2 separate regions of the Mus musculus genome follow, and region 2 is linked to region 1. The links are chromatin loops, found by intact Hi-C in ENCODE. Cell type or tissue: heart. All regions are shown on one strand. Each heading gives the region's core, and the rest is flanking DNA. Links, peaks and the distances in the headings are about the cores only. Region 1 has its middle 150 kb from the start of Gm29729. Region 2 has its middle 220 kb from the start of Snhg14.

The links. Hi-C counts contacts between places; a loop is a spot of excess contacts. Peaks named below come from ENCODE experiments on the same cell type or tissue, not always from the same donor. Only the 100,000 strongest peaks of a DNase experiment are listed, where the experiment ranks them.
Region 2: a loop joins it to region 1, with 2.7 times the contacts of the local background. A loop is called at or near these places in 2 of 42 quality-filtered maps.

What each region holds. Positions count from the first base shown.
Region 1 is chr7:60,793,407-60,796,230 of GRCm38, reverse strand. No RefSeq gene overlaps it. Among named protein-coding and RNA genes, the nearest start is that of Gm29729, 150 kb to the left of the region's middle. In heart, for the core only: no CTCF peak of the experiment used is centred there; no DNase peak of the experiment used is centred there.
Region 2 is chr7:60,663,954-60,666,777 of GRCm38, reverse strand. No RefSeq gene overlaps it. Among named protein-coding and RNA genes, the nearest start is that of Snhg14, 220 kb to the right of the region's middle. In heart, for the core only: no CTCF peak of the experiment used is centred there; no DNase peak of the experiment used is centred there.

The DNA.
Region 1 (2,824 bases), core at 50-2,549:
AAAGCCTAGTAAGTATGGCATCCCTGTCTTCTAGAATATCTTTTTCCCAAAGTGTGTGGGGAACATCACAGGTCAGGTAGTCATTTTGGTGGCTTGGTAGCTTCCAAATTCTGTATTGAAGGGACCAGACCAGAATCTCCAATGGGGGAACCTTATTGCTTAATTTTATATATTTATAGTGACATCTGCACCTGTGTCAAGTAACCCTTTAATGGGTATACCATCTAAATGTAAAGTCATCCTCAGGGTGTATAGAAATAGCAAGTTTGAAAGGACTACTGACCAAGCAGGTCTCACTCTTACTGGCATGGCCTAGGGGTGAACTTTTTGAAGTTTAAATTGTCTTCCTGCTTTTGGGAGAGCTTTAGCCAGTGTAAATTTAAGCTTTGACAAGGGTCAGTTTGCTCTCATGTTCAATACCATACTAAGCATAGGAAGGGCAGTATTTTGTGATTGGGTTACCTCACTCAGGATGATATCCTCCAGATCCACCCATTTGCCTAAGTATCTCATAAATTTATTGTTTTTAATAGCTGAGTAGTACTCCATTGTGTAAATGTGCCACATTTTCTGTATCCCTTCCTCTGTTGAGGAAACATCTGGGTTCTTTCCAGCTTCTGGCTATTATAAATAAGGCTGTTGGAACATCTTCTGGGTATATGCCAAGGAGAGGTTTTGCTGGTCATCATTGGGAGGAGAGGCCCTTGGTCTTGCAACTATTATATGCCCCAGTACTGGGTAATACCAGGGCCAGGAAGCAGGAGTGGGTGGGTTGGGGAGCAGTGGGAGGAGTGTATAGGGCACTTTTGGGATAGCATCTGAAATGTAAATGAAAAAATATCTAATAATAATAAAAAGAACATCTTTTTAAGAAGATGGTATTAATAAGTTCTATGCCAAAAAAAAGAGAAATATTTTTTATCAAGCTTAATTGATTAATGCTTTGAAGCTCGCAATATTATCTGAAGAAACCAATCTGACCAAAAATTGTTATTCTTCAGGAATGGATGGTTGCAAATTAATGCATTTCTATTAAGTCCAAAACCAATGGAGTAGGCACAATCAATTCTAAATGACAAGGACTACTTTTAAGAGGTGGATGTTGGTCACTTTGCTGGATAAGGCAAATGGTAACTCCAGGTTTTAGAATATGATTTTTTCAAATACAATGGTCTATCATAGTGTAAGTGACTAATAACAAGGGGTCAAAAAGCCTCTTAATATTGTCCCACACTGTTCCCAAGATTACTACATCTAGAGATAGCATAGATACTCTGGTTATATTGAGGTTAGCTATGTTCTCCCTTAATAGCACAGATAGTTAAGGAATTTGTCTGACCAGGTGCCTTCAAGATATTGAGGCAACTGTTGTCAGGCTTCAGTGGTGTTATGTACCAGATTAAGGAATTAGGCAGATTGGTGAAACCTGGGGTATAAATAGAGTCCTATCCCAACCAAGGGCCAACCTTTCTGCTAGTATGTCAATCTGTTGTTGTAAAATGTGGGGGCCTTGTTAAAGATGTTAATTTAGTACCTCCTATCCCTGTAGTACCTCAGCTAACTTAGAGACAAAAGCATTAACAGTTTCAGCTCTAGTGGCTGTCCAGGTCAAGTCAAGAATAGCTATTGTTTCCCTGGCAATTCCTTCAGTGAATGCCACAGTGGTGGCAGCTGTAAAACCAAAATCCCCCTTTTTACTGAAATAGGGGTTGTACGTGAGTCTGCGCCATCTGCGCCAGTGAGTGTCAGCTTGTATGTTGGTGATATTTACCAAAGGCATCCAAATGCTATTCCCCATCAGAATAGCCATTTTTCAATACTGTTCAGGAGATAAACAGGAAACATTGTTCATTAAAACAGTTAAGGCTATCTCTGACAATGGAGGTAATGGTGGCTAGAAAGAAGAAGGGACATCAGACACAGACTGAAGTGGCTTTCCAGCCAACCTGGATGCCAATGGTCACATTCATGCAGTCACCCCAGTGCACACTTTCTCCAACAGGTTCATATGGAAATACACCACACTAAAGAGGCAGTCACCATTTAGAAGAGTAAGGGGGCATAAGTCAAGACAATTAGAAGGGCCACATAAATCCCTATTGATCATAATGTGGTCATAACAGCATATAATGTGATACCTATTAACACAGAAAATAATATTTGAAGCATCATGTGAGGTTAACTTTGACATGCCAAGTGTAAGGTTAGACAATTTTGGGTATTCCCTTGCTAATTTTATGCCTAGTGCAGTCTGGCAGTGCACTCAAGGGATAGTAAGCTCCAAAAAAGTGGTCATTTGAGGGGTTAGGACAGTGAGGCACAGGTGGATGTGATATCTTTCAGGATTTTTAATCAGTAAGGGAATGTGAAGTTCCATGCCTGACATGGGTTATATTACTGTGAACGTCCCACACATCCATATTGTGTAATTGGATACAAGGATCGATGGATGAGACATTGGTGGTAAATCAGAGAATTTCCTCAAAGGGCCAGGTGCCTTCTAATCACTGTGTAGTAGTGAAAAGTCCAAGAAAGGCAAACACATTGAAAGAGAATTAACAGGGTTAGTTAGAAAGTTAACAGACATAGGCAAATACTGGGTTATTGCGGGCGGGGGGTGCGGGGAGAGCAGGTCCACCAAAGCCCAGAGCTAGTTAGCCTTCCCAGGCTAAAGAAAAATTAATATCAGCATTATGATATGTCTCCTCATTCGGTCTTCTTCTGGCTTCTTAAATGCCTCCGGGTCTGTGGCTGGACAAACATATCTTGAGGGTACCATGTTGTCACACTTGCATTCTGGGGGAAACACAAACATAACTTTGCC
Region 2 (2,824 bases), core at 278-2,777, 130 kb after region 1:
GATAATATCGTAGGCTTAGTCACAAGGGGGGCTTGGCTTGGAGGTGACCTGGCCGAGAGAGCAGGGAGCCCTCATGTGGGAGATTAGATAGGGCTCTTTAGAGGAAGATCTACTCAATTTTCACCACCATACGTCCTGATAAGAAAAGACAGTCCATATTTAAAATATATTTACGTATACTTAATTAGTAGCAGTATACTCATAGGTTCTTTTTTTAATCTATGCTTTCACTAGCCTGGATGATTTGATAAGTTCTGAGTAAGGAATGCTTTCCTTCTTCTTAATTAACTCTAATTGTAGAACTATTGGTTAAGAAGAGCATTAATACAACTACTGTACCCTCAGGTTTATTGCTGGTCATTGTGCTTCATAGGAATCACAAATGGAAAGGGTTGTCCCTTGCTTCCCTTTTTTCAAATCTCATATGGTGTTATCTGGTAACATAGATTTATTTCTCAGGGAGGTAGTTTTCATGTCAGTAAGTAGAGTATATCTTAGGACAAGGTTTCTCCCCAACCCACTCATTCCCCTATGTTGAGGTAGCAAGTTTTCACAGGACCATGTGCTTCTAATCCCTTTGTTGCCAGAAAAGGCCATCCTCTGCTACATAAAGAGCTGGAGCCATGGATTGTTTCATGTGTATTCTCAGGTTGATGGTTTAGTCCCTGGGAGCTCTGAGTGATCTGGATAGTTGATATTGTTATTCTTCCAATGAGGTTGCAAACTCCTTCAGCTTTTTTAATCTCTTCTCTACCTCTTCCATCTGAGTCCCAGTACTCAGATATATGATTGTCGCTGGGCATCTGCATCTGTATTTGTCAGGCTCTGGTAGAGCCTCTTCAGAGACAGCGATATCAGGAAGAAGTTAGAAAGCACTTCTTGGCATCAGCAATAATGTTTGGTTTTACTGTCTGTATATGGGATGGATCTCCAGGCCAGTGTTCTCTGGATAGCCTTTCCTTCAATCCCTGCTAAATACTTTAGAGAGGAGCAATTCTGGGTTAAACGTTGGAGATGAATAGGTGGCCCCATCCCTCAACCAGAAGACTTGCCCAACCTCTGGATCCAGTCACTACAGGTTCTCTATCCCTATTTTGGGTGTTGTGTCAGCTGACATTGTTGTCATATATCTAACAGTATTTTATTCTAAATAACCACTTAATTGCATTTTTATCTATGCATGCCCTGTTCCTATATAAACTAAAAATGATGCTAGCAAGTGTTCCCTAAGGACATGAACATTTTCGGTACCAAATGAATGAGCTAACACTTAATTTTCCATAAACTTGAACAATTACTTAAGAAATATGACCATGTTCATAACACTACACTACACATTTAAACATATGCTATACTGAATTTTCACAAATTTTGAAAACAGAATATGTGTGAAGTTTTCCATATTCACATTTGTTTTTCTGTTTTCAAAAAAGTACATTCAGGCCTTGAATGAGAAAACCAGGTGCAATGTCCTCTAATAGGTACAATGAACATATGACCTAGAGTAACTTCCTTTTTTCTCCTAGCAGTAACAGATATTATATTCTTCTATGGGGAAAGTTTAAGTATTAGAAATTCTGTCTTTCCTCTAGTCTCATTGAAACAATTACCCCCTACCTCCAAAATAATAAAAAAGTAGTGTTTTATCTATAATTTCATGTTATCTGGAGTTCTACAGTAATTGTATTCTGAATTTAACTACATGAAAAATTCCCTATGATCAAGTTATATATTATGTGCTGTAAAGAGTAGAATTTTGGCTTCATAAAGTATTACACACAAACACAAATGTATTTACCTGTATAGATTTAGAGAATGGCGTAATTGTGGGCAAATAGAAAATTAAGAATAGACATAAAGACAGGATATATAATACTCTAGGTTAAGGAATTGGACGAGGCAGAATTGTAAGTTTACTGTATATATTTTATGATAAAAATATTAAACTGTATCTTGCTGTAACATTAAATTGTAATAATTAATTATAGCACAAATTCTAATTACAATTCCAATAAAAAATCAATTCGTGTACCCAATGGCAAGAGCAATATTTTAACCTACTGCAACTTATTGGAACATGTTAAATCTATATAAAATACAATGTAATATCTGAGGGTCCTTGCATCTATCTGTGAAATACCAACTTACAGATAAACATGCACATATATATTCACAATAAAAAAGAAAAGTAGATATATCAATGGTACAGTTTTGGCAGAATAGTCCATTATACCTAGGATGGTGCCTTTTGTCTGATGTACATTTAATAGTTTGAAGCGCTACAATTATAGGACATATAAAATATGTCAATAGACTGGTATTGTTGTTAATAATACCTCATCACAATGATAAGTTTGAGCTAAAATACTAAAGTAGAGGCATAGAACAAAATTAATTCGATTAAGACTCTGTAGCCTTAAATATAGCTATTTTAGAATATTTTTTTCCTTCTCTGTTTCATCTTGAATGAAACATCAAAGATTGAGAAGGAAAAATGTCATAGCAAGCAATAAATTTGCAAATTTGTACAATTTTAAGCATATTTTCTGTGGTTAAAAACAATAAACAATTCATTGTGGAGAGGAAGCCTTTAGTGTCTTATTACTATAGCACTGTTCTCCTGATATGCACATAGTGGAATCATAATTTATGCTGAGAGCTTTTGGGTGTTAAAATTGGACTTCAATATAACCCATGTTGTCATTAAAACACAATGAAATTAGTTTATGAATTTTATATTAGTTGAACACTGTTTTCTTTATGTTATTTATTAAAGACCTCCTAAGGTTAATTGCAATTCCTACATAACATTCATGAAATGTAG